Linked DNA regions of Homo sapiens: all the other regions are linked to region 1. A link is a loop called in an ENCODE intact Hi-C map of the cell type or tissue named here. Cell type or tissue: chondrocyte. All regions are shown on one strand. Region 1 holds the start of LOC102724943 (splicing factor 3A subunit 2). Region 2 overlaps ADCY2 (adenylate cyclase 2). Region 3 overlaps ADCY2 (adenylate cyclase 2). Region 4 overlaps ADCY2 (adenylate cyclase 2). Region 5 overlaps ADCY2 (adenylate cyclase 2). Region 6 overlaps LOC105374641 (a long non-coding RNA gene). Region 7 overlaps LINC02142 (long intergenic non-protein coding RNA 2142).

Region 1 (4,000 bases):
GTGAGGACTTGGGAAGCTTCCACTCATGGCAGGAGGCAAAGGGGGAGCAGGTGCCTCACCTGGCGAGAGAAGGAGCCCGAGAGAGGGAGGAGGTGCCAGGCTCTTTAAACAACCAGAACTTGCGTGAACTCGTAGTGAGAACTCATTACCACGAGGACAGCAGCAACCACTGAGGAGGCATCAGCCCTCATGAGCCAAACACCTCCCAGCAGGCCCACCTCCAGCATTGGTGGCCACATTTCAACATATGTGGAGGGGACAAAACATCTCAGCCCTATCTCCCACCCACCTCCATTATCTGACTCTTGCACATCCAGCCAACACTCCCCGTACCCAAGTCATTCCAGGGCCAGGAAGCAGGCAACTAGAGCCCCGCTACAGCCTGAAGCCCACAGAATGATTGGTGCTGGCAGATGCTAAGCTGCTCACCTCCCTGCAGAGGACACCCCCCATGCGGGCTGAGGCCTAACCCCTCCCCAGCCCCCGCCTCCTGTCTCCTGACCACCCTGACATGCCTGCTAGAGAAGAGGGCTACTGTGTAAGGACAAATCAGAGCAACTTGAGGATCAAGTTGCTGCCTCGTTCCCCAGCACCAATGCGGAGGCCTTGTGGGAAGGGTAGCCATGGAGCCAGTCCAGACTGGAAGACACAAGGCAAGTCCCGCCTGTCCAGACCTGCTGGTACCTCCCACCTGCAGGACGTGAAATCACAGCAAAAAGGAGACAAGGATTATTTTAAAGAGTGGAGAGAGAGGGCCCGGAGTGGTGGATCACGCCTGTAATCCCAGCACTTTGGGAGGCCAAGGTGGGCAGATCATGAGGTCAGGAGTTCGAGATCAGTCTGGCTGACATGGTGAAACTTTGTCTAAAGATACAAAAAATTAACCAGAAGTGGTGGTGCACGTCTGTAATCCCAGCTACTCGGGAGGCTGAGGCAGGAGAATCGATTGAACCCGGGAGGCAGAGGATGCAGTGAGCCGAGATCGTGCCATTGCAAACTGCAATCCAGCCTGGGCGACAGGGCAAGACTTCGTCTCAAAAAAAAAAAAAAAAAAAAAAGAGTGGAGAGAGAGAAAAGACAGTTTTGTGTTCTTTTGCACTGATAAAATAAGAAATATTTATTCTCTACCAATGTAGGTTTTGAGTGTCTACTTGTAGGGCATTTGCCAAAACTGCTGTTCTCTTAATATGGCCATAAACCTAACAACCAAAATAAGCCAGCTCCCAGGACCCATGGCTGGCTAGTTGGCTGCCCACTCCCAGCCTCGCCCATGTCCGGGAGGGATCCTCCTTGTCACCGGACATGGCCCCAGCTTCCCGACCTCACTCGCTCCACCCCACACAGCGCACTGGTTCCCTGAGGGAGAAGTGGCCTCAGGGTGGGGCTCCTGTAGAGTTCAGTGGCTGTTTTGCCCCTGGGGCTTCCAAGGCAGGTGTCTGGGACATTTCCCAGAGGCCCGCATGGCACCCAGCTGCTCCTCTGCAGCTGCCCTGGCCTCCAGGCTCCGGGGCCAGAGCCTCAGCCACCTCCTCAGCCCTTGGCGGTGACAGGGAAATGTCTGCTGGCGGTGAGCCAGGGGCACTCCAGTGAGTCAGTGCCCTGGGCAGCCAGACAGAGAGTGCCAGCGAGGGGAGAGGGAGGGAGGGAGCAGCAGAGGAGCAGGAAGTCCTAAAGGCTGCAGGCTTGGAGGGGAAGGTTGCGGTGAGAGGCATCTGCAAAGCACCAGGCAGTTTGCAAAGCGCCCTGCGCCAAGGCCTGCATCCAGGCCCCACCGCTCCAGGCAGTAGGTCTCATTCTCCAACCAGACAAAAGGGCCAGGCAGAGAATGCCACCGCCTCAGTTCACAAGCCCATCGGGGAGTGAGATGGAAACTGGACCCAGGACCTCCCCGCATAGACAGCTCTCTGCTCCTGTTTCCATTCCTGAGGTTCTGAGGCTGAGCCATAGGCAGATTCTGGGGAAGAACAGACCAGCATCCTCATGGGGCCCGGCTCCTCCACTCATCAAGCTCATGTCCGACATCGGGGACCCTAACGACAAAGCGGCCACCAATCCCCTGCCCACACCAGAATTGGCCCCAGAACTTGGTGCAGGTTTGCTGGGTGGCTGCGAGTCTGATTTCAGCAATTCTAGCAGACCCTCTGTGGGAACTGATGGACTCCCCTGGGGAGCAGGAGGGACCCCAAGACCCCCAAGGTGCAGCATCTGTAGTAGCTTCAACCTCATTGTCACTGTTAAAATTCTACAGATTTTTCTTTTCTTCAATAGAGCAAAAAATTGCAGCCTCATGTCCCTGGGCCTTTTTTAAACCTGAATACCTGGGGCTTTAAAAAATATTAATTCACAGCCTACCTTAGGTGGGGCTCCCCTCCCGCATGGAGTGACGTGCTGCCGGCTGCAGCAGGGAGGCTGGCAGGGTGGTTTGACCACAGAGAAACTCTGCAAGGCTGAGGCAACAGCGCCCCCTTCTTCTCAAGGGTGAGACTGCGCAGCACAGCCAGAAATGCAAGGGCCTGCACCGACATGCCAGGCCTGGCATGCGGGAGGGAGCCCTCAGCCAGACTCCACGTGGAGGGGGTGAGGGGTACGGCGTGCCCACCACGAACCCTGGGCCACCGTGCAGCGTTCCCTGCTGTGCAGGAGTGGATGGAGGCCTGGCTTACCTGAGAGGAGAGACAGACTCATCAGTAAGCACCCCATGCAGGAACTTAAGAACTGAAATGAAACAACACTGGCAATCATCTGTCTCATTGTGGCTCCAAGTCGCCTTGCTCCTGTGCTGATGAGCTAGCAGGCACTTTTAAAAAACCAAAGAGGGGCTGGGTATGGTGGCACACGGCACTTTGGGAGGCTGAGGAGGGAGGATCGCTTGAGCCCAAGAGTTCGAGACTACCCTGGACAACATGGCAAAACCCCGTCTCTACAAAAAACAATAATAATAATTAACTGGGCATGGTGGAACATGCCAGTAGTCCCAGCTACTCTGGAGGCTGAGATGAGAAGATTGCTTGAGCCTACGAGTATGAGGCTGCCATGAGCTGTGATCACACCACTGCACTCCAGAGCAAGAAGACCTTGTCTTAAAAAAAAAAAAAAAAAAAAAAAATCCAAGAAAATCATCCAGGATGGCAACACTTGAGTGACTTATGTTACAATTAAATGAAGGACCTTAGCATTGTATTAAGTTATATTAGACAGTGCTTGACTTAATGATTTTTCAATTTTATGATGGTGTGGAAGCCGTATGTGTTTAGGAGAAACCATACTTAGAGTACCCATACAACCATTCTGTTTTTATTTCAGTAAAGCATACAATACATTATGTGAGATTGTGTACCCATTAATCAACCTCTCTTCATCCCCCTACTCCCAATCCTTCCCAGCCCCTGGTAACACCAGTCCATTCTCTATCTTCAGAAGATCCACTTCAGCTCCCACATCCGAGAACATGCAGTATTTACCTTTCTGTTTGGCTTGTTTCACTTAACATAATGGCCTCCAGTTCTATCTGTGTTTCAAATGGCTGAAGAGTGTTCCACTGTGTATTTACACCACATTTTCTTTATCCATTCATCCACTGATGGGCACTTAGATTGATTCCACATCTTGGCTCTTGTCAATAGTGCTGCAAAAAACATGGAGTGCAGATGTCTCTTCAATAATTTTTTCTTTTGGATATATGCCCAATAGTGAGATTTCTGGATCACATGGTAGTTCTAGATCAGTAGGGACACTAAAGTTTATAACAATCTATTGTATGTTTCAAAATAGATAGAATAATTCCAATGTTTTTAGCATAAAGAAATATTTAAGGTGATAGATCTCCTGATTACTCTGATTTGACCTATACAAATTATATGAACATATTAAACTATCACATGTACTAAAATATGTACATATATTACATCAATTTTAATATTAATAAAATCAGCTTGTGTTAGATGATTTTGCCCAACTGGATGCAAATATAAGTGCTCTACGCATATGTAACATAGACATT
Region 2 (4,000 bases), 980 kb before region 1:
TAGCTGGCAATGGTGAGATGAAGGGGCTGCTATATGGGCCTAGGAAGGCACCTGAGGCAGAGGTGTCTAAGGAGATCCAACAAGTGAGAACATCAGGATGCCAGGCCCAGATGCAGAGGCTGGGAACCCGCCAGAATGCGGAGCAGGATGCCATGACTGTGAGCTGGATTCAGAGCTTCAAGTTCGGAAGGAGTCCAGTTGGGGTGAGAATGGGGGTGGAATGTTTTCTGAGCAGTGGTACCAGGAAACCGCACTTGGGTGCAACCCAACATTCCTTCAAGCAGATTGATATTAAATATTTATCTTGTGTTTTTCAAGTGCCTGAAGTAGTACAATGAACAAAATAGGGCTACAGTGAACTCACTGAAGATCTTTCCATCCACAAGAATAAAAGTAATAACGCAAAATGGGAATCCCGGCCAGCCAGCATGAGAGGAGTTGGTGGTGCAAAGGCGGGCTCTTCAGAGTTGGATTATGAAAGTTAGATGATAATTTCCAACAGAGGAGACAGCTGGAGGCACGTCAGAGTCAAGGAATCATGGCATATGTGAACAAGGCATTTTGACGCAGCGTGATGAAGGCCACTGACTCACATTCCTTCTCTCATCCACGTGATCATTGACACATAGAGTCTGTCCCCATGCTGGGACATTTGGAGAAGGTTCTGCAGGGGACACCTAACTCGGCTTGAGAAAGGTTGGCCTCCATGAGATGAGGGAGTGCTAACCAGAGCCGGATGAGAGGAGAAAGTAAGAAAGGACCCCATAAAAATGCTACAGTACAAGGAACTCTATATATTCAAGGGGAAACAGAAACAATTTAGAGGTCTCAGTGAGATCTTATATGATGGAGGCTAAGCTACGTGACACAGATTGTCAGTCCCACGGTGTAAAAAGAAGGGCTTGGTGCAGTTTCAAGGTATCTTGGAAGGTGCCCGGTGGCTGGGCCCACCCACGTGCACAAGAACTGAGACCTGGGCAATGTGGGGGTAGCAGGGAGCCAGCATGGGGCATGCCTCGGGTGGGAGTGAAGGGGCCGATGGAGGCGAGGGCTGGGCTTCTCACAGAAATAATGATCACAGAAAAGAAATGCCTGCCATGTGTTTGAGAACATGTCACTGAACAAATACCTGTACGATTTTTCTATCAACAGGAAAAAATCTGCAATTCATCATCACCATTTTTTTTGCCTATTTTGATATTTTTCTACCTTTTTATCAAGGCCAGTTGTAAAACAAGCAATCAATTTGATTTATTGGCATTACGCTTTCTGTGCAACAGAGAATGACAGAGGCAAAGCTCTTGGAAGAAAACATTAGCCAGGCTGACCTCTCTTCAGCTTCCTTTATGAAGTATTACATTTTATGTTATTTCTTCATACGGAGAACTGAAAGCTGGTATTAGAGCACAAATACTGTCTTTGGCATCGAAGTTTTCAGAAAGTTACCATACGTTAATAGAAGGCAAGTTTCGGGTATTGAGTACTCTTTAATAAACTCAGTATTTAATTCATAATAAATGCAAATCATTATAAAACCTTACACAACTGGGAAGCTATTAAGAAGCCAGGGAATGAGCACTTAGGAAGTGACAATGTTTCTCCACGACCACTGCGGAATATTTGTGATGAGCAGTTTTTGACTGAATTTGGATGGCAGAGTGCAGAGTGCACTTAAGCCTTCTTAAATTGGCTGTACACCAATATATTTGATGTTGCAAATTAAAAAATCCTTAAAGAATGATTTAAACAGTAAAAAAGGACCTATTATTAAAGTGAAAAGAATTCCTTCTTGATTTTTTTCATGGATTACATCCAAGGAGGAGGAATTGCAGCTGGCCACTAGAGGGAGCCTCATTCACGGATCTTATGGAATCAAGTTTAGGAGGACCAAGTGTCGCCACGTCTAGGCTTCCTGGGCACTTTGACACCATCCAGGCTTCTTGTGAGGAGGAGGTAAGCACCAATGCATTTGTAGCATTGAAATCTTCCCTTTGTGATACCACGGAGTCAAAAAGAACTTTCTAGCATGTGGCCTGTGGAGGCCAGGGTCCTGGGAAGCTCCAGGGACGGGAGGGCAGGAGGAGCTGTGGGTGTCACCTTGACAGCTTACCGGGGCCTCAGGCTGGCCACAGGAGGAGCTATGAGAGGGGCAGCAGGGCGTGGGATTCCAGCGAGGCTGAAAGGGAGGCACCAGAGAGGAACAATGCTTTCCCACAGACGCAGCAGAGTTGTTCCTGAGATATTTTTTTCTGCCCCCAGCTCTATGTTTCTTTAATATAACAACTTAGAGAGTAGAATGAAAAAAAGTCAGCCTGATACCCTAAATATACCACATGCCCCCATATCCAAGACCAGATTCCCTGGGATAGAAAATGATAAATATGGCTAGTTAGTCACAATGATCTGAACTGACTTAATTAGAACTAGGTTGGGATTTCCAATGGAACCACCAATGATGGTTCCTGTTTTGGAAACCTGAGACATGGGCTTCAGGAGATTTGTGGGGGCAAGGAAGAGAGCAGGGGAGCCTGTGTGCCTTTCCACCTGAGGGATGATTCCGGGAACATAGAAAACCAGGCTTCTTTCTACAATAAGCGTTTTCAAACTTTGCCAAAGAGTTCCATCAGGGCCTTTCGGAGTGGATTCATATTAACCAAGGGTCTTCCCTCCTCTATACAACCCACAATGTCTTCAGGGGGTTTCAGAGAATCGAGATGCTATGTGTGCATTTGGGTAAAGCAGAAGCCACAGTCCCATTTTTGGAAGAGCTTTCAATACAATTTGAAACATCTAAACTATCAAACAGTAAACAAAATCCACACAAGTTTGCAAAGGTATAAGGCACAGAGGACAAAGTGCTTACAGTCGACTGCGGAAAGGCAGAGACAAGCTTTGGAATCTTAACCACCCTTGGCCAAAGCCTTTCAGCACATCAGACTGGAATGCAATGGACAGCGTGGGGGTCAGGACTGCCACTTTTCAGAGCTTTTGAAGGGAGGACGAGGATTCTAAGAGGCCACTATCGCGCTGTCCTGATGTTGTTGCTAGCAGTAGTAGTGTGTTTTATGAAAAGCAAAACAACATTGCAATAAAGCCACAGATGCAAACTATAAACGCATGCAGAATGAGAAAAAATTCTTTCATAGAAGCCACAATACTCCTGAGAGGTAACAGACAGGCCACAAACCTCAGGAGGCTTCCTTGGCGGTGTCATCTAAATGCGTTGTTACAGTCTAACCAGCAGAAGAAATCATAATTTTGACAATGTGAAAATATCTAGACTGTAGTCTGTAACTGCAGAACTCATATAAAATGCATCCATTGAAAAATATTTTAAAGAACATTTCTATTTATTTTTTATAATAGGTTATTAATTATCATGTAAAAATTTTTATTAAAAAAATCTCTGAAGCTTCTCTTGAGAATGCCCATGGGGGCAAGGAAGAGAGCTGCTGAGAAGCTCAGAGTGGCCTCTCTGTCCCAGGTCATCTCCATTGAACAAAACGAAACAGTGGCTTATCTTCAGGGCCTTCTATCCCATTGTTTGCATCCTTACGATGCTCTCATAGACTCATGGCCAGCTAGCAACACTTGCTTTAGACTTTCAATTTTAGGTTTAATCTGTATATCCAGAACTAGCATTTAAACCTGATTGGCTTAAATTAAACACTAATAAAAGATATTTTAACGTATGCTTTCTTCAACTACTCCAACATTTTATAGCTTGAAAGTGGATGTAGCAATGTATTAGGTTTACTTTTTTTTTTAAATTTTACTTTAAGTTCTGGGATACAGGTGCTGAATGTGCAGGTTTGTTACATAGGCATACATGTGCCATGGTGGTTTGCTGCACCTATGAACCCATCATCTAGGTTTTATGCCCCGCATGCATTAGGTATTTGTCCTAATGCTATCCCTCCCCTTTTCCCCCACCCTCCAACAGGCCCCAGTGTGTGATGTTCCCCTCCCTGTGTCCATGTGTCCTCATTGTTCAACTCCC
Region 3 (4,000 bases), 830 kb before region 1:
TATTTAATTTTAAGAAAAGCGAAGCTAGTATTGACTCATTCTTTAATAGTAACTCTATTGTTTTTAAATTTATTCCTACTTTATTTCAAAGAACTTGCACTGGGGTGTGATCAGGTGTTTGGGTACCTGTTGCAACGTGGTCATTATAAGGGAATAATTATAATTAGCTAATGAACAAAACCACTATCCCTTTGTAAACCACTTTGCCTTGAAGGACAAAGAAAACAGATTAAAAGGGGAAGGGAAGGCAAACCAATTTAGAATGATATACCAATATGTCAAATAATTGGCTTAGAGAAGCATGAACAGATAGCATTTAAAAGCAGGCTCTGGACTCTGTCCTTTGAAGCTGCCCTTGAGGCTCCGTTCTTCCTTAGACATAATCTTTCTTCCTGCTATGAAATAAGGTTCATGATGTTAGTCTAAGAGGCTAACGGGGCCAGCTCTTTACATAAGAGCTTTGGATATTTTTCTTCCATAATTTTATATCCTTTCTTTTGGATGAATGTTTCCCAAATATAGAAAATCCTACCCACCTGGTGACGTTTTATTTATTTGGTCATTTGTTCATCAAACATTTTATTGAGGACAAGACAGACAAGTCCCCTGCTCTCATCAAGATTTATGTTTTGGTTGGGGACAATAACAACAAATGCATAAACTCATTAATTAAGTCAATAACTAATTAAAGACTGCAATGTGCAAGGAAGGTGCTGTGGAGAGGGTCACACAAGAGTTCCTGGCTACTTACAAACTGGGACATTTCAGCAAAATACTGTTTATTGTTTCAAAAGCTAGAAAACATCTGGAGCTTTCTCTCGAATGGTATTTGAGCTTCTCAACTTCCTTTACTTTCAAAGGTTGACCTGGTACACATCTGCCCAACATCCCCCAAACCTTGGGGTCCTATGAGCTGCCTCTGGCTCTCTCTCATTCTCCACATCAGATTAGTTGGTGTATTTAGATATTTCAATGTGTGTGGCTCACATACTGAATACCTCCTACCACTTCCATCACTAATGCCCAGGTCCAAGCCACCATCACCTCTCGTCTGGATTTGCAGTGGCCTCTAAACTGCCCTTGAGGCCCTGTCCTTGTCTCCACCTGTCTCATCTCGGCACTGTAACCAGTGCCAGATTGGATGAAAGTCAGACCATGTCATTCTTTTACTCATAATTCTTCTCAAATCAACCCAGAGCAAAAGTCAGCGCCTTTAACACACTTCCCAAGCTATTTGTGGTCCACCCACGTCCACCTCTCCAATCTCAGGGCTGGCTTGCTTTTTCTTGTACTGTACACTGGTTTTCTTGCACTTTGTACCTAGAGTTCTCTTAACCCAAGTATCTGCATCCTTCAGTTCTCAGCTCAAATGACACTTTTACATCTCCTCTCTCCAGCTCTGTATAGCGTTTCCTGCTTTACTTTTCTTCTTACAGAAGTGTGACACTCTGTCATGTTATTTTTTTTTTCACGTTTGTCTATTGTCTCATCTTCCCCCAATTAGAATGTGTCATGAGAACAGAGTTTTTATCATTTGTATGTATAGCTTTCCCCAACATCTTGAAAAAGGACCTGGGGGCATTTAGCTAATCTATGTTGAATGGATATTTTTGAATGGATATGTATCTGTTTGGGTCAGTATTCCATAACAAGGACAGTCCCAGTCTCTTCTTTTTGAGTGAGTTTTAGCAGATTTTGGCTATTTTTTTTTTCTCATCCTATCCTTTCCTTCTTTCTCCTACGCTCCATCCCTGTTGGTAACAAAGTCCTGTGTGACATTACAGGAGGAGAGAAATGAATACGCTCATGGGGTTGGCAGAGGAAGATCCCAGACTCCACGCCTTTTCTGTTTGCATGCGAACGGCCTTGGCCAGGATCAAGCCAACAACCTCTTTAATTAAAACTCCTGCAAGACAAGTTCACTTTCTTGTCACATGTCCTGTTCATGAGCTAGTTTCACACTTTACACTGAAATAATATAGAGGTACTTTTGTGCGTGGGTTGTGTGTGGGTGTCTTTGGTGCTCTATATAATTAAAGTAGGATTTTCTCCATTGCCTAGTCCCAGATGAAGCCCAGAATTTTTGTTCAAATTTACTTCATTCTAAAACTTCACTCCTTCAAGGTTTTCCTCGATTTGCGCTCATCCCCCAGAGGGCGCTGGGCAGCTGCTTCCACAGCTCTCCCTCCTGCTATTGGTCCCCAAACCTATGTGCATTTTATCTCTCAGATATACAAGGTTTGGTGCCAAAAATATCTACCTATAAAACGTGAGTAACATAAAACCTCAAGCTATGCATTCTATCACATACAACATGGTAAATCGCACAATCCCAGGAGGAATTCTCTTTTTCCTTAAGTTTTGTCTTCTGAAGGAAATAAGTCATCCTTCATTACTATTTAATAGAGGTGCTGTAGTGGGCTGGGGGGTGCTTCATGTTCTACACAGTTAAAGGAGGGTTTTCTTCATTGCCTGGTACAAGATGAAGCCCAGTTTTTGTTCAAATTTAATTTATTCCAAAACTTCTCTCCTTCAGAATTTTCCTCTGTTTATGTTTATTGACAGGGTAACAGTTAACTGATGATTGTTTTGGCATCAATACCAACCTTGATTTCACAGTATGTTATCATTACACGGAAGGAAGGTCTTCCTTACTATTTTACTTATCTTATAGTTTTCTTATATATTCTCAAGACTTTTTATTTTTTGTAAATTTTACCATTTTTTTTTCCAGTTCCCCTAGTACAATAGGTAGGAAAGAATGGGCACTGCTGGGCATTACGTCTTCCCACTGGGAGTCTCCATTGCCATGTCTCCAGATTTTATTTTCTTTCAATCGAATTATATTTTATTTGCCTATAGGTGCTGAAACATTCTATTTTAATCTATTCCTCATTTAGTTCACCCATCATTATTAATAACAAAGTTTTTTTACTATAGAATCTTTTTTTATTCATCCAACGATATCAGCTTCCATCTGAAAGAAAACATTTCTAGAGTCTGTTTTCATAATATTTAAAAATGAATTCCAGATGAATTATATTTGAATTAAAAAGCAAAAATACACTAATAACTATTTAGGCGACCCTCTTTGTAATATTGGCAATGGGAGATACTTTTCTAAACAAGACTGAAACCTAAAGGCAATAAGAAGAAAGAGCCATATGTGCATACCGCATGTTTAAATTGAGTAGTGAATGCCACTGTAAACAAAGGCAAAAGAAAAATGGCAAGCTTGGATAAATATACTTGTGACACATATTAAAAGTAAAAGTTAAACATTCCTATTAAATATGTAACTTCTACAAATTGAAAAGGAAAACAATGCTATGGATAAGAAGATTGAAAAATTTACTTCAAAGACAAGGAAATCCAAATGGCCAGTAAATGTGTAAACAGAAACCCAGTCTCACCAGCAGCCAGGAAAATGCAAATAAATTAAAATGAAACACCATTTTTACTAGTCCTTGGCAAAAACTCAGAGGCATAATATCCAATGACTTCTAACCTAGGTGTGTTTGATTCTATGCGTGGATTGCCTTCCTGGGTTTTTGCCCAGAGCTGGAACATCTGGCTCTCCTGGTTTGAGGGCTCATGGCTGAGATGTGGTGCCCCACTTCTTCCCTCTAACTCTCTAGCCCTAGAGAGAGTATTATAGGAAGGATGGAGACTTATACAGTTGCTGTATAACCATCGACATGATCAAAATGAGTATTTTTAGTACTTTGAGGTAGACAGATAAGAGACATTAAATATTAGACCTAGTTTGAAAATGATCAAATTAAAATAAAAGGCCTCAGAAGACTCATTCATGGTAAGTAGCCCATGGATGGGAGGTGCCAACTTAAGTTTCCCGACTGTATGTTCACATCACCTGTCCTGTTCATGTGCAGAATCATAAATGTGATCATTACTTTCTTAAACTTTCTGATAGAACCTATGCTGAAAGGGTGGTGTTATACAAAAATTGCAAGAGTATCATCTTAGGAGTAGTAAGTTA
Region 4 (4,000 bases), 1.1 Mb before region 1:
TGCCACTGCACTCCAGCCTGGGTGACAGAGCAAGACTCTGTCTCACAAAAGAAAAAAAAAAAAAAGAAAAAGAAAAAGAAAAATATGATTAAACACTGACAACTAATAGTACAAGTGGAGAAACACATCTCATTTGTGAAAGAGATGTAACATATTTTGGATTTAAATGACATTCAGGACATACCCATAGCAAAGGAAGAAAATGGCTTTAAATATTCAGATTTCTTTTTAAAGTTGAAATTTGTATGTAAGAGAGCGTTAAAAACCATTCAGATAGAATTTGCTGCCTGAACTGCTCTTATATAAACTGACTCTCAGAAGAAGCAAAATGTGTTGCCAAGAAAACCATAAAATGGTCAAAGAAGCTCTTAGAACTCTGAATGGTTGCAAGTAACTGCACACATCGCAACCAAGCTGTGTGTTGACTTGATGGCTTAAAACACACATTTAAAAAAACAACAATTTGTAAAAGGCAAGTCATGAAACATGCTAAAAAAAATCAACTTAAAGTCTGTTAAAAATTTAGAAATCAGGAAGCCTTTGTTTTCAACCAAGTAAACGTTACTTTTTTTTTTTTTTTTTTTTTTTTTTTTTTGGTGACAGCGTCTCTTTCTGTCACCCAGGCTGGATTGCAGTGGCACTATTATGGCTTGCTGCAGCCTCAACCTCTTGGGTTCAATCAATCCTTCCGCCTCAGCCTCCAAAGTAGCTAGGACTACAGGCGTGCGCCGCCAAGCTCAGCTAATTTATTTTTTGTAGAGATGGGGTCTCATCATGTTGCCCAGGCTGGTCTCAAACTCCTGGAATCAAGTGATCTTCCCACCTCAGCCTCCGAAAGTGCTGGGGTTACAGGCATGAGCCACTGCACCAGGCCTAAAGGTTATTTTTTAACAATATTATAAAGAAAGCTGGATTTTTTTTTCTCTAGGATTTGAACACAATCGGAAAAGCTGTCGCTGTTTCAGAACCTATGACACATTTGGTGTTCTTACAGCTTGTGGCCCCAGGAAGATGGAACTGTATTGCAACAATTCTAAGATCCACTTTTTTAAAGAAAATATTTTTACATCTCTGAAATATGGGTGTATCTTATAGTTAGTGGCAGGTCCCAGTTTAATTGGCAACAGCCCATAAAATAATGTAGCAGCTCTTAGTGGATGTCTCACAGTGAATCAGCAACGCAGGATGGCTCAAGGCTGTGCGTGCCGTGTTTGTAGACGCGACCTTGACTGAGTGCAGGTAGCCTAGGTCCAATCAAAGGGTTTTTTTTTTTCTAATTTGTTCAAAAGTGTCCTTCCTTCTGTCATCCAGTCTTGCAACGGGATGCATTTGTAATTGTTCTACTCCAACACTGAAAGGATCATCAATATCTCCTGACTTACTCCTTATTCCACATCTTTGCCACAACTGAAACCGAGACCTCTTTTGCAGAACGTACCCACTCGCAATTTGAAGTCGTTGAAGGAGTGCTTGTTGATGGCATCCAGCTTCCCTACCAGGGCAAAAGCAAACTCCACCATGGTGCCAATGTGCATGTACTGCCGCTCGGGCTCCTGAGAACAAACACACACAGGCAGATGGAAGTTAGAGCATCACAGCTGGAAACTGTTCCCCTTTGTCCCAAACCTGAGCTTTAGGCAGAAAGGAATGCAGGCAAATTCTAATGCTACAAGGCACTGCAAACATTCTATAAGAATCAAATCCCATCTCAAGGAAGCACTGTGTGGCCAAGGGGAGACGTTAGGTGCTAGAAGACACTGACTTCCGTGTCTCAGGCCCCCTCAGGCCAAACGCATCATGCGGGCTAAGGCTGACCACGGGGAACCTGTATCGTATTAGTCCAGAAATCACCAAGGGAAGCTGGCTTTGAGGAGGGGCTGGCGCCTTCTTCCCTCCTTTCCCCTCCACAGCCGGCCTTTGCCTTTCTCTGCGGGGCTCTGGCTCTGGTGGCCTGACCGCTAGGGGGTGCCCGCTCCTTGTCCTTGGGCTGCCAGTGGCGATTGCCCAGTGGGAGGTGCAGTGGAAAAAGAGAGCAGGGAGGAGGCTTGGGGCCTCGTTCCTCCTCTTCCCTGCTCACCGCAGGCTTTCCACAGGGGTCAGTCTTCTTCACGGAGGACAAGGGCTACTGCCCCGGGTGGCAGCTACTGTCTCTGCACTGCAGCTCTCTCTAGTTCTGGGAACATCCCCCTCCTTTTGCCCTCTTAGGCCTTGAAATGGAGGATTTTAGGCTAAATTGTGTCCCTCCAAGTTCATATGTTAAAGTCCTAACCCCAGTCTCTCAGGATATGACCATATTTGGAGATAGGGTCTTTAAAGGGGTGATTAAGATAAAATGAGCTTATAAGGGTGGGCCCTAATCCAATATGACTGGTGTCCTTTTAAGAAGAGGCAGTTAGGACCCAGTCACCCACAAAGGGAAGGCCGTGTGAAGACACAAGGAGAGGAAGGAAAGAGGCCCGACAGGGGGAGAAGAGAGGCCTCAGGAGAGACCAACCTTGCTGACGACTTGATCTTTGGTTTCCAGTCTCCAGAACAGCGAGGCAATTAACTTCTGTGGTTTAAGTCCCCCGTTTGCAGTACTTTGTTATGGCAGCCTTAGCAAACTAATATGGAGGGTAACAATTTCCTCATTTACTCGTCCTTGAGGGCTGTGTCATCCCACGAGGAGGAGGGAATTACAGAGCTGAAGGAGAGAAGTCCTGAAGATTTCCCAGTGGGAAGAAGTGAACATTTCTATGCAGATTTCCTATTAATTTCTGTTTATCATTCCTGTTACCTGTTTATATTTAACATGAATTTGTAGCACTTACTATATTTATATTTGGAATTTCACCTTTTTAAAAGTTTCTATTTTTTGTTACATTATTAGTATATGCGTAGAATTCATTTAATTCCTTTAAATGTCCTGAAGGTTTCTGCTCCCCCAATACTTAACGATTCTGTGCACCAAAGTGGGGTGGAGCACGGTTTCTGTTCCAGCCTGCCTGCTGGGCTGCTGGGCCTTCGGGGTTTCAATGACATGCGGTCCCAGGCCTGCCGGGCATGGCTGCTTGGCCGAATGGATGTCCGTGTTAGCACGGAAGCCAGTGCCTTGTGTCTTTTCAAGTCGGCATCCCTCACTGGTTTGTGAGCTCCACCAGGGTAGAGACTTTGCTCTATTAATCTGTGTCTCCACAGCAGAATAAAGTCCCTGACAAAGAAGAAGAACTCAATAAATGCCTATTGAATAACTATACTTAGGTTGGCAGTGGGATCACCAAGAGGAAATGGCTGGGAGGAATGCAGACACGGACTGGTTAGGCTTTGGCGGAAGGTCAAAGCTGACCGCTGTGCATTCGAGAAGCACGCACCCAGGAAGGATCGTGAATGTGCCCACTACAGCAGGTGAGGGCTCCAAGGGAAGAAAGGAGAGTGGGATACCAGAGGGTTGAGCTGGCAATATGCCCTGGGCTAGGACATGGGTCGGGGGGAGGGGAACCAGCAAGGCACGCTGGAAAACAGCTGAGAGACCAGGAGAAATGGAACCTGGGGCTGCTGCGGGCCTTAGGCAGTGACTTCTGAGATGAGCGTTGGAGCCCAAAGGGAGCTAAATCAGAGATGAAGAAAGGTCCGGGGACAAAGAGGAGCCACCTGCTGACCTTGGGTCACTTTCCTTTACGGAAAGTGAAGAGAAAGCCCAACTCTCAGTGACTCAGAAGGGACGGGTGAGAAGATAGATGGAGACTGTAGACATAAGCACCTATTCAAGGTGACAGCAAGGTAGAGAAAAGCTGCTACTAAGGTGGTAGCTAAAGGGGAGAGGAAAATGAAGAAGGGGTTATTCATCTGCTCCACACAGTGTTTAATAAGGAGTGTGCATGGGGATTGCAGTAACGCAGGGTTTCTCAGCCTTGGCACCATGGACACTTGAACTGGGTTGAACTGGGTTATTCTCTGCTTTGCGGGCTGTCCTGCACATCACAGCGTGTTTAACACCATCCCTGGCCTCTGCCTACTGGAC
Region 5 (4,000 bases), 990 kb before region 1:
GAAAAATGTCAGTTAATTAAATCACCCTGGGGGATGTGTTGGGTCTCTGATCACAGCTATGATGAAAGTTATCATTTATTCAGCTGATTTATGTGGCAAGCGATCAACACATCTCCTAACCCTTTTAACACTGCATTAGCAGATTACAAGAATACAGCCCAGGCCACAGACTTAGTTTGGCGCCTGAACTTACAAATACGGTGTCTGAAAATCTCAGGCACGAGGCTTGATGGCTTTGTGTGGTCTCGTCTGGTCTTGTGGGGGTTTTCTCCCACACGGAGAAGCTCCTTTTTTCCCTCCAAACAATTTTTAACGGTGTTAGAAACACATAATATAAAATGTGCCCTTTAAACCATTTTCAAGTGTACAGTTCAGTAGTGACAACCACATTCACATTGTTGTGTAACATCTCTAGGATTTTCAGTCTTACCAAATTGAAACTCTATACCCATGGAAAAACAACTCCCCGTTCCTCCCTCCTCCCAGCCCCCGGCAACCACCATTCCCCTTCCTGTTTCCATGACTGTGACTATTCTAAGACCTCCTATAAGTGGAACCATCTAGTAGTTCTCCTTTTGTGACTGGCTTATTTCTTTCAGCATAATGTCACCAGAGATCACGATGTTGTAGCATTATGCCAAGATTTCCTTCTTTTTTAAAGCTTGAATAAAACTCCATTGTATGGATCTATACTTTTTTTTATCCATTCATAAAATGGACACTGAGTTGCTTCACCTCTTGGCTGTTGTGAATATGCGGCTATACATATCGGGGTTGGGGAAACTTTTTTGATACAAGAAGGAATTGAGATCTTTGGGGAACGACAGCCAGCATTTGCTCCCCATTCACCATGGGGTCTCAGTGCATAAGCTCACCCATCTTGAGGGCCACCTTTCCAAGGATTCTCACCATATTCTCCCAGGTATGAGTGTGGAGCAGTACACAGAGTTCCACTGAACTGTGGGTGACATCAACTCTGCCTATGCAGATGCTGCGTGGGCATAATTTGCATACGTTATCTGATATGAGAAGCAGGAAGTAAAAGTCCTCCAGGGATTGACATTGTTATCTTCACACTAACGGGCCTGTGGTCCCAAGGCTATGTGTCTTGGAAACAAAACAAGGTGATGATTTCAAGAAATTCAGAAGAAGGAATAACATAAATTATGCCCTTTGATCGATACTACCAAGTTAACCTATTGGCAAACAAAGCTGGTGTGACATCAGTGAAATTCAAATTCAAATAAAGAATATTCCTGAACAGCACAAATAGGCTGCGCTTTCAGTTCTCTACTTCTTTCACATCTTATTTTTGTATTGTTCCTAAAATTATTGTTGCCCTAAGCATTGCTGTATGTTCAATGTTGATACAACAGTTGAATGATCGTCTAAACACAGGAGAGAGGAGTTGAGAAGGTTAAAGAATCAGCCATGGCCTAGCTTCAAACCTCTACTGCTGGGAAACTTGCGCAAATTAATGATCCTCTCTGAAATGGGGTCCCAGTTTCTTCCTCTCTGAAACGGGGATAATAACAGTACCTGCCTCCTCTGTCTTTGCAGAGGTTTAAACGAGTTAGAGAAGGTGCGTGCAACAGGACTTACAAGTGTTAGCTCTTCCTGTTATTTCAATGAAGAAAACACAATGTTTCTTAGAAACATTTTAGTGACCAAAATCCTATTTCCTTTATATCTATGTAAACAACAACAAAATCTCCTCCTCTCTACTCCTTTCCACCATGTTTTTTTTTTTCTTCCTTCCAGCTCCTGATAGGAAAAGATGAACAATGTTTGTGTACAGCGCACATGCCCCCCTGAGGGAGACGCAGGACCAGGTTCCGGGTTCACTTCTTGGGCTGATTTTCCTGCGCCCTCGTCTCATTTCTCTGAGTACCTACCAGGGAGCTTGAGCCACTGCTGCCCTCAGCCGCACAGGCTGCCCAGAGCTGGACTGCTGACTGGCGGCAGGGGGCGCCCTCGGCCCAGCTCTGCAGGACATCTGATCACCGGCAACAGAAGAACCAGATCTGTACTTGACGCTTCTACTTAAGAGCAGGTTTGGATAGGGGTTGGTGATGGCAGGAAATCTGTCATGCAGCAAGATGTCCCTTAATGCTCTGAACATGCAGCATCTTAGAGGGTCAGGTAGCCAGAGAACATCCACCCACGAATGGTTATCATTATTGTTTAATGCATGCTACTTCTAATAATACTAATATCACAAAACACAGTCAGATCTGTGTTCCGTAGAAGAAGGTTTTTTGTTTTGTTTTGTTTTGTTTTTTCTTTTTTTTTTTCCTGAGACGGAGTCTTGCTCTCTCACCACTCAGGCTGGAGTTCAATGGCACGATCTCTGCTCACTGCAACCTCCGCCTCCTAGGTTCAAGCGATTCTCCTGTCTCAGCCTCCTGAGTAGCTGAGTTTTTTTTGTTTGTTTGTTTTGTTTTTTGCCATTACCTTTAAACCGCAACTACTTTTGCACCAACCTATAATACAATATGAAGAGCCGAGCTTCAAATGAAATATTATGCTCATCTAGCTCAGATTCCATTAGATAATGGCATTTGGTTTGATTCTCACAAATTAAGACAGTATTTATATATTCACATCCAGATTGACTACAGTTAGTACCTTTAAGAGAAAATTATTAAAATCAATGCTCTTATATTTGTGAAATTATGATAATTTCTGTACACAGAAATTATCAATAGATATGATAATGAAAATGTTAACAGTAGAACATTTAAAAAGTTTATTACTTCAGGGGAAAATGTACATCTAGCTAAGATTGCATATCACTGTCAATTAGGTAAAATATTAGCTAGTTATTACACAGACAAATTTTTGAAATTACAAAATTAAAACAAGTTACTGTGTTTGAAGATTTAGAAAAATACGTGGTGATAATCTTGTCAAATATGCTAATCTAATAGGAATATGTTATATTCTGCTCATAGGCTAGTAACTTACTAAAACAGACCCGGGCAGATATGCAGGAATTTTTTTCTGTTCGTGTGACATGCCAGGCAAAATGACGAATCGGCAGCACTTGCAGCTACTTACTAGACGCATGGGGGTTTGGCAGACATGGGTTTGGCACAACAGGTTCAGGATGCGCTTGGTTCAATTATTCACCCATGCATTTTCCATGCATACCTCAAAGTTCTCCCTCACAATTGTTTTAAAACTTATGCCAAATGTGTTGTTCCAGAGGTCAGGGAGACAGGCGGTATCTTTCCTTGTCACCAAGCAGTGACAAGGTAAGTAAACCTGTTCTGAAGTGTAAAAATTGGTAGGCATTGCTGCTGGCAAGGACAAGAAAGTAGAAGAGAACAGAGAGGTGACAGTTGCAATGACAGGGATGAAAGAGGAAGTGGAGGATCAAGCTGGTGGGGGGAGCAGAAGAAACCAATGATGGGGATAAGAGGAGAAACAGGACTAAGATTCTAAAATGGAAGGAACCTGATTAAGAAAAATGGAGACCCTTGATTCAGTGTGTAGCTCTGTAGAAAAATTACAACTTGGCTCTTGATATGATCATTGGCTTCAGTTTATCCTGTTTTTGATTAAGTATTAAAGGCTCTGGTGGAAAAATGTTTATCAAAATTCCGACCATCCTAATTAAATGTTATAAATGACAACATCTCAAAAAATATTTTGGCCTTTATTTGGAAGATACTATTCAACTGAAAATGAGAAAATGCCTGCTGTGAGCCCAGTCAGTGGAGTCATTTTCTTTGATCTTTGGTTTAACTCCTGGCATAATTTCAACCACATCTGTTTCCTCCCTTCCTTGATCATCTCACTGAACCCCATGATCGGCTCTTACTTACAGTGAGCTCACCGTGTACCTTCTAGAAATGCACTTGGATGTGAATATCACATTCATCCATTAACAAACAAGGGATTGATACTAAATGCAGTGGGAGATGTAATAAAAGAAGAAATATATAGGAAAATCCTAGCCAGGCACTGTGGCTCACGCCTGTAATCCCAGCACTTT
Region 6 (4,000 bases), 71 kb before region 1:
TCAGAGTTCTTGAATTTCCTGAGTTTATTTTTCAAGTTGATAGGGAGACACATAATCTCTCTTGTGCAGGGATCAGTTTAGCCTGCCAGTAAGAAATTCTACTGTAAGATGGTGCACATGAAATCAAATGTCAATGTTCATCTGGAATCCTTAGGTCACATGGCCAAGTTCAAGAGGGAGCAGCCGGGATGAGCACAATCGCCCGGGGGAGCCCTCCCTCACCAGTTAGTGGCCCTGGTGGTGCCTTGCCCTCTTCCAGAAGATAACAGATGAGCTGAGCGATTCCTAAAAGTGATTTCACTACCTCTTTCTTATCTTATCCTGCAGTTGCTGGAAGAGCCGCTTTCCTGCCCCTTTAAAAAATAACCAGCTCAAACAATCCCGCAGTTAGAAACTTTCAGACCAATCACTATCTCCATTCATATCCTCAGCAAATCCAGCTGGTGTTATCTTTAATACACATCCAGAGCCTGCCTGCTTCTCAGCATCTCCACTGCTTCCACCATGGGCCAAGCCACTATTGTCCCCCACCTCCTTCCAGGAGCCCCTGCTCCCAGCCCTGACCCATGACAGCCAAGTCTCCCACCACAGCAGCTGCAGAGATCCTGTTAAAATATGGAGATAATTCTACCACTCCTCTGCTGAAAAACTTCCAGTGGCTTCTGTTTTCCTCACAGTAAAAGTTAGTGTTCCTCTAATGGTCTACAAGGATTCTTAAGTCCTGTTGACAACGCAAACATATACATATGCATGCAGAAATATGCCTATGGACACACTGCACACACGTGCACATGTTCTCATAGTTGCATTGTTTATAATACAACTATGCTTGCCATGCTGCAGTATAAGCTATGCATTATAAACTATATTTATAATGCATAAATGCTTGTGTTCACATCCATGTGCACGTAGCCATGTTCACATGTGCACACACACGCATACACTCACACAGGTGCACATATGCATACACATGCCTCCACTCACACACCTGCACAACTGCTTGTACACACATTTACATGCATTTACGTAAATGTGCACACATGCATACACACATTGTCATACATGCACATACATGCACATATTCACACACACATGCACACACTCTTCAGGCCTGCTACCTCTGTGACCTCATCTCTCCCATGTTCACTACACCCCAGTCACTCTGGCTCTCTTGCTTACCTTTGTAACACCAGGAATGCTCCCACCACAGGGCCTTGGTACGTGCTTCTCCCTCACTGCTGTCAGGCCTATATGTCCAGGAGTCTTTCCCTGCCCCCACGGAGTCTACACTGAAACTTTCCATGCACTCCCAACCACTTCCTTTGTTTCATTTCCCACCTTAGCAGTCATCACCACCCACATCTGTGCATTGCACTTATTTGTTGAGTTGACATGTCTCCTCTGGCAAGAATGCAAGCCCTTGGGGGGCAAGGATTTTGGTCTTCTTTACTGCTTACTGAATGCTCACTCTTACACTCTGTGGTGTTGACTAAAATATTGTCTTATAGCCACAAATTCACCCTTCAATGCCTGTTTGTGATCCTGGCTCTGGGTCCTGCAAACGTTCCTCCTTCACCCGCTGGTGCGGTGCTGAGTTTTGTCAGCAGAGGGCGCTGGAGGACACTGCGGGAGCCAGATTTCCCTCTCAATTTTGATGGGCTACAGACCCTTCTTGGCCTGCTGATCTCCAGCCCATTTATCCATCCCATCCCATCTTCACCCTCCGTGGCTCATTCCAGAGATGGTGACCTAAGGCAGGTAAATCAGATAAAGCGAACATGGCACACTTCCCAGAACTGTAGAAATGCAGCATATAATTACTGTCCACACTGAAAAGAAAAGGTCACCCCCAAAAAATAACAGTTATACAAATATAAATATAACCATTAATATTGGTTAGCACTGGGTGTGGAACTGAGAGAAGAGGATGATTCTTATTTTTGTCAGAATATATCTATATTTCTCTGATGGTTTACCAGGAGCAGTTGCTCTGTCTGGCCACAGCCATGAAAGTGCACTGTTGTCTTTTACACTCAGACTTTGGGTCCAGCTGTGTTTGCAGCACCCCAGCCCCCATAGCAGCTGCCAATCTGGGGGAGATGGAGGTGAGTGAGCACTGCTGCCTTAGGGCCCAGGCCCCCTGGGTTTCCATAAGCAATCCCCAGCCTCCCTGACTCCAGCCAGCTCCAGGCACACTCCTCAGGCCACGCTGCGAAGGTGGGTGCAAAAGTCCTCAGTCACCTGCCACACCAAGTGCCACACAGCCAGACCCACCCAGCACAAGGCAGAGACACACCAGCCACTCATTGCCATGGGCCACGTTGTCCTCAACTTTGTCCAAACACCACACACACACTCACCCCCTCTCTAGAGTCATTTGCCTTTTGCTTCACATCCTTTCTTCTCTGCACTGCTGCCTCTGAGAAACGCTGAGTCCTTCTTCAGTCCATGTTTTCTGTATCTAGAGGCTTCCCTTGGTAGGCAAGTAGGGCAAAGAGCTGGGAAGCATGGCAGTATGCCAAGGTTTTCAGTATTTAAAGACCAGGGTCAGGTCAAGATGGCCAAGGGGTATCCTGGACATTGTCCAGTGGTCATGGCCCAATCTCCTTCAAATTACAACACAAATATAGCTATATAAGTGATTAAAAATTTAAGGAAGTCATAGCCATGGAATTTTTTAATTCTTCAATAAAAGTATTCTCAACAGTATCACTTTTTGGAAAGGATAACTCAATAGCTCCATATACTTAAATATCATCTACATGAGGCTTTTCTTTTCAACCCATCACACAAAGAATTGCTCCTGGCCAAAACTTCCTAGGCCTTGTCTAATGGTACCTGCGTCATCATGCTCTTACGTCAGAATACCAGGAAATTGAATTTTAGACCTGGTGTATTGTCACAAGAGAAATGTTAGCTACAGATGAGGATGTTCAGAGAAAGTGGTGCCTCTGGGGCTTTGACAGTTTGCAAACAAGATTTTTCAACTTATCTTTAAAGAAAAATTTTCTAGCACCAGAACAGCCTGGGTAAGAAGTTCAGAGAGTTCCAGGAGCTCCCAGAATGAGGGGCCACATCCTGCAGCATCCGCATCACACAGGGACATGGAACCACCTTCATCTCCCTCTTGAGGAATCTTGAAATAGTCCAGGCAGAATACAGCAAGCCTCAGAAGGCTATTTTCAATTTATATATATTATATATAATATTTATTTATAAAATATTATATATAATATATATAAATAAAATATATATTATATATTATATATAATATATAAATAAAATATATATTATATAATATTATATATCATATATTATATATAATCTATATATGTGTCACAGATTTGGGAAATCTGATCTAAATAGAAATAAGATGTCTTAAGTGACTTATGCCAGGTCTTCGCTTGCAAAGACTCAAAACCAACTAAATATCACCTTCATTCAATTGCTGACATGCAAAGGCCAACATATGCTGATTAAACAACCCCCAAAATATAATTAATAAATTGAACTAAGTGGTGTAGACAGGTGCGTTAGTCCATTTTGCATTGCTATAAAGGAATACCTGAGACTGGGTAATTTATAGAGAAAAGAGGTTTATTTGGCTCACGGTTCTGCAGGCTGTACAAGCCGGGCACAAACATCTGTTCGTCTTCTGGTGTGGAAGCTTTTACTCAGGGCAGAAGGCAAAGGGGAAGCTGGCGTGTCACATGGCAAGAGAGGGAGCAAGAGAAATACCAGGCTCTTTTAAACAACCAGCTCTTGAATGAATTAAGAATGAGAACTCATTCATTACTGGGAGGACAGCACCAAGCCACTCATATGAGATCCACTCCAATGACCTATGATTAATTTTGAATAAAATTGTACATTTTATAAAATTATTGGTCAATATTCCAAAAGGGACTCTACAGTGCTTTGCTTCTAATTCCCCGTCTGCACCCCAGCATGAATACAAAAGATAGCATACTGAAGGAACATCTCCAGTCTTGGAGTCCTA
Region 7 (4,000 bases), 630 kb before region 1:
CTGTCACCTTGGGGGCCTGGACGCAGGAGGCGCTAGAGACCCGGCAGGAGCGTTGTGGGGGCGGATGTCACCAGGGACAGTGTCCCCTCCCGACACGCGTGGGAGCGGAGGCCGCTGGCCTTCGCCCTGGGGGCCGAAGGGGCTTCATTGCTTATCACCAAAGGAACCCACCCTTCTGGAAGTTTCCTCCTATTCGAGTGTGGTCCGGCCCAAAGAGCCCCCAAATCCCACCTCCTCCCCCAAAGCCTTACCCCAAGGAATCCAAGGCACAAGAGCCCTCCCTTCTCCTGCCACCAGCGAGCATCCCAGAGGGCAGCCCCAGAGGGCTGTTCCATGCACTTTTCATCTCTTCCAGGAGATGACCAGCTCTCAGGACTCAGCCTTGTCACCACCTAAGACCTCAGAACCTTCTCGAATGGCCCCATGCCCCGCCTCCCTGGCTGTCCTGTCCTCCTCGCTGGCAGAGGGCATGTAAGCTAGGTAGCTGCGTTACCCTGAGCACAGGGCCAGGCCGGGCACGGATCCTTCCAGAGGTTTTCATTTTAGCATCCGTCAGTGCCCACAGGGCCTAAGGATGAGGGCTCAGGAGCTGCACAGCTCACCCGCAGATCTCATAGACACCAGAGGCAGGGAGGTGGCCGAGGAGACTGGGCCCAGGGCTGCGTGCAGTACCTCAGGTCCGGCCCCACCAGGCTCCCTGGTCCCTGGACTTCCCTCCTTCTGAGGACCTGGAAACAAGGAGTGGAGGAGGAGGCAATGGGTGGGGGGGTGTCCCCCTGAAGCCTCCTGTAGGTCCCAAGGCTCACCTCCCACCGTGGGTCATCCTGCCCTAGCAGCAGAAAGAAATTCTCTTCCCTGCAGTGTTTATGGACTGCTGCCCCCACCCTGTCCTGCCTGCCCTCCACTCCAACACCCTCCTGTGACTGTAACCCAGGTAATTTCAACCTCAGACCCTCCCACCAAACCTCACTGGGCTGGATGCTTTGGGCTCGGTGCTTTGCTATGAACCTCAGGATGTGATTACTATACTCCCAGATTTTAGGTTTTTGAAGGTTCTGAGAGCAAGCTTCCATGACAGACAACACTGATGAATCCGCGGTATAAATATCCAGAACCCAATCCCTTCCAAGGAAACACGGTTGAGTGGGAAGCTGGACACGGTTTCTATTGTGTTGGTTCTGTCTTCCTCCGGCTGTGTGCTTGGTCTTTCTGGGGCGGGCAGAGTTGCACATTTCCAGTCCTTTCCTGTGCTAGCAACAGACTAATTATTCATCTTCTCTTCAATCTTTGCTGCTTCTTTACCCCTTGTATTGATACATGTTTGTCTTCACCCACTCAAGAAGGGAGAAAAAATAAATAATCCGTCATTTAGGTTTATGCGAAAAGAGCTGAAAAACTTATGAGGAAAAGGAAATGCTTAATTACTGTCTCCTTCTTCCTAGTGGGGAAGTGGAATCTTTTAAATATCCAGTATGTATACCATATATATGTTCTCTGTATGGTAAAGGCAGTCTTAAGACTTTTAAGAAATTTTGTTACAATGTAATGACATGGAGATTATTTTGCCCTTGATCTTTTTGAATTTTTTTTAATTCACTCATCCTTCCATTAGTTTATTAAACTAACATTATGTGCCTACCATGTGCTGGATGAAGGGGGCAGGGTGAAGGCGTGGGAAAGACAGGGATCCTGGGACCCTTGTAATAGTTTCCAATTTACTTTGAAAAGTAAGGCTACAAGAAGTGAAACAGGAACAAAAATCAACATTCCTACTCCTCCTTTCCTCCTGAACACTACAATTTAAATTTCATCATCATAGACACAGGACTTAGAAGGAAAATAATATAAAAATGAAGAATATGTCAGTGCTTCTCTGAGGCTTTGTTTGATCTTTGTTTTGTTTTGATGCTTATTTTTATGCGGGCTTCTGTCATTGCTTTATGTTTAATACCAAAAAAAGTGAAACAGTACAATCATTACAGTTTCTGTATTCATGTTTTAGAATCGATTGCACTAAGTATGCCTTTTAAAAAGTTCTCCACAAGTTTGTATTTCAAAAAGGAAAAAAAGAAAAAAAGAAACAAAATAATAACTTACAAGCCATATGAAGTAAAATGAAAAACGTCCTTTAGTACAAAGCCAGGAGCGTGAAATATGGACTCTTGAAACTAAAGGGACCCCAAAGGAGACCTCTGGTTCATTTCTGTGTCTCTGGGTAGCAGGGCTGCCACTCCAAGGGTAAGGCCTGGAGAGCAAGAGGTTCTCCCATATATTTACTCTGTAGCAATTTATTTGTTGCAAAAAGAAACCTGCTGGGGAATCTCTAACTGGGCCTGTGGGAGAAAAAATAAAAAGCAAACATCAGGAAGCAGAATTCCTCTTTCCTGTAACGCTAGAGGGCAGCCCTCTATCCTCATAACCCAGCAAGCAAGGCTGACTTTTTGGATCTGTGACTTGTGCAGCTGGTTTAAGGTTCTGCTGTCACCACCCTGAAATTCTTCAAAATTTTTGATCAAAAGGTTCTGCATGTCCGTTTTGCCCGCGGCCTTGCAAATTAGAAAGCCCATGCTGGTAACAGGTCACACTAAACAGCACTCCATTCTGGGCCTGCAGGCAGAGCCTACGGCAGGCCAGCCAAAGGAGAAGGCCTCCTCTGCCTGCGAACTCAAGCCCATCCCCTCCTAATGTGGTCACCTCTCAGGGATTACATACACACTAAGACACACCTAATCGATTATAAATCTAAGCAATCACGCTGCAGGATAGGTTTATGCATCAGTGGGTTTTGGTTTAAAAATAACCCATCTTCTAGCTCCTATTTCAAATCCAGTTAGATTAGCTCAGTCAATGACGCCGTCGTGTTCCTCTCAACATCCACAGGGCTCTGATTGATTAAATCAAGGCAGCCCAGCAAACTGCGCCAAGGTCAGAAGCGAACGTGTGCCAGCCAACCTGGGGCAGATTGTAGAGCTGAGCACAGAGTCTTTCCCTGTGTATTCATTTTTCTCTCTGGCAAATACATTACTAAAATTTATATAATAAAGTATGAACAGTATGTCAACAGATTCATTATCGCCATGAAATATGCTTTGTGTACCCAGATAACATTTACATTTTTATTGAACCAGAGTCTGGGAATACAGAATCCACCCAACCCAAGCCAGTTTATGGCTCTTAGAAGTCAAATTAACTCTTTCAGTTCATTTAAGTACTCCTTTGCAGTTCAGTTTCCAAAGCATCAACAAAACGTTGCTGACTGTAAGATTAATATGTTCATTTTCTTGTCCATCCAGTGCTGAATGGTCCCTACGTGCCTTTAAAAGACGCTTCTTAATTGGCTTATTTGATAAATTAAATTTTCAGGGACAATACCAGAATCAATATTTCAAAAAATCATCTGTAAAACCTGATTTGGAGTGACTTACTGAGATTTTTGGCCCTTAACATGTGAGAAGATGGTACTGGTATTTCAGAACAGACCTTTCACAAATGCCCACTGCCATGGAGAAGTTTAATCCTGGTACTCTTTTAAAATCCATTGACATGCTGCAACTCCTTCCATGAGCGCTGGGAGGAGTGACAATAGGTTAATGACTAATCAGTTCCAGCACGTCTACAGCCTTGTGAGAGATATCGATTTCTCGGCTCTTGCTCGGAGAACGTGATCTAAAAAGCAATGACTCCTGCCGCCATGGAGACGTGTGCTCAGGATCAGTTGCCTAGAGAGGTGCAGGAAGAGGGGCTTATTTAGCAAGCTTACGTAAATGGAAAGTTCACATACCTTGGCTTTTATTTTTATACCCTTGTTAGTGTCTCTTAAAATAGTCATTAAGGAGTAACTTAATTATGCTCTAAAATTTAAAAAAAAAATGTTTATTGAGGGACAAGACATGGCCTCTATGGAACCATGCCGAGATATAGTTCATGCATGTTTTTGTCCAATTTCACCTTTCTCATTCAATTCAACCAACATATGATTTTAAGCCACTTCACATGTTTT

The links. Hi-C counts contacts between places; a loop is a spot of excess contacts. Peaks named below come from ENCODE experiments on the same cell type or tissue, not always from the same donor. Only the 100,000 strongest peaks of a DNase experiment are listed, where the experiment ranks them.
Region 2: it touches region 1 in a loop (6-fold over the local background); 61 of 110 quality-filtered maps call a loop at or near these places.
Region 3: it touches region 1 in a loop (5-fold over the local background); 3 of 110 quality-filtered maps call a loop at or near these places.
Region 4: it touches region 1 in a loop (4-fold over the local background); 20 of 110 quality-filtered maps call a loop at or near these places.
Region 5: a loop joins it to region 1, with 12 times the contacts of the local background. A loop is called at or near these places in 61 of 110 quality-filtered maps.
Region 6: a loop joins it to region 1, with 10 times the contacts of the local background. A loop is called at or near these places in 29 of 110 quality-filtered maps.
Region 7: it touches region 1 in a loop (9-fold over the local background); 37 of 110 quality-filtered maps call a loop at or near these places.

Annotation. Positions count from the first base shown.
Region 1 is chr5:6,764,334-6,768,333 of GRCh38, reverse strand. It overlaps LOC107986401 (a long non-coding RNA gene), which reads right to left. Exons shown (of 2, transcript XR_007058681.1): 2 at 3,273-4,000. It overlaps LOC102724943 (splicing factor 3A subunit 2), which reads right to left and starts at 2,022. Exons shown (of 5, transcript XR_007059141.1): 1 at 1,971-2,022. RefSeq lists an enhancer at 2,324-2,618. In chondrocyte, CTCF peaks have their summits at 2,243 and 2,459; a DNase peak (open chromatin) is centred at 1,589.
Region 2 is chr5:7,744,158-7,748,157 of GRCh38, reverse strand. The region is part of intron 15 of ADCY2 (adenylate cyclase 2); the gene reads right to left. Among named protein-coding and RNA genes, the nearest start is that of CFAP90, 100 kb to the left of the region's middle. In chondrocyte, CTCF peaks have their summits at 1,624 and 1,845 (motif pointing right); a DNase peak (open chromatin) is centred at 2,116.
Region 3 is chr5:7,591,274-7,595,273 of GRCh38, reverse strand. The region is part of intron 3 of ADCY2 (adenylate cyclase 2); the gene reads right to left. Among named protein-coding and RNA genes, the nearest start is that of ADCY2, 200 kb to the right of the region's middle. In chondrocyte, CTCF peaks have their summits at 1,946 and 2,152 (motif pointing right); no DNase peak of the experiment used is centred here.
Region 4 is chr5:7,814,419-7,818,418 of GRCh38, reverse strand. ADCY2 (adenylate cyclase 2) reads right to left here. Exons shown (of 25, transcript NM_020546.3): 23 at 1,439-1,553. Among named protein-coding and RNA genes, the nearest start is that of CFAP90, 35 kb to the left of the region's middle. RefSeq lists enhancers at 989-1,716, 1,717-2,445, 2,682-3,219 and a silencer at 3,289-3,583. In chondrocyte, CTCF peaks have their summits at 1,747 and 1,951 (motif pointing right); a DNase peak (open chromatin) is centred at 2,003.
Region 5 is chr5:7,753,157-7,757,156 of GRCh38, reverse strand. The region is part of intron 15 of ADCY2 (adenylate cyclase 2); the gene reads right to left. Among named protein-coding and RNA genes, the nearest start is that of CFAP90, 96 kb to the left of the region's middle. In chondrocyte, CTCF peaks have their summits at 1,754 and 1,969 (motif pointing right); no DNase peak of the experiment used is centred here.
Region 6 is chr5:6,835,314-6,839,313 of GRCh38, reverse strand. It overlaps LOC105374641 (a long non-coding RNA gene), which reads right to left. Exons shown (of 3, transcript XR_925740.3): 3 at 3,580-4,000. Among named protein-coding and RNA genes, the nearest start is that of MIR4278, 9.4 kb to the right of the region's middle. In chondrocyte, CTCF peaks have their summits at 1,389 and 1,614 (motif pointing right); no DNase peak of the experiment used is centred here.
Region 7 is chr5:7,391,010-7,395,009 of GRCh38, reverse strand. LINC02142 (long intergenic non-protein coding RNA 2142) reads right to left here. Exons shown (of 4, transcript NR_183263.1): 4 at 3,106-3,719. It overlaps LOC107986403 (a long non-coding RNA gene), which reads left to right. Exons shown (of 2, transcript XR_001742597.2): 1 at 1-934; 2 at 1,036-4,000. Among named protein-coding and RNA genes, the nearest start is that of ADCY2, 3.1 kb to the left of the region's middle. RefSeq lists an enhancer at 1-322. In chondrocyte, CTCF peaks have their summits at 2,181, 2,399 (motif pointing right) and 3,661; no DNase peak of the experiment used is centred here.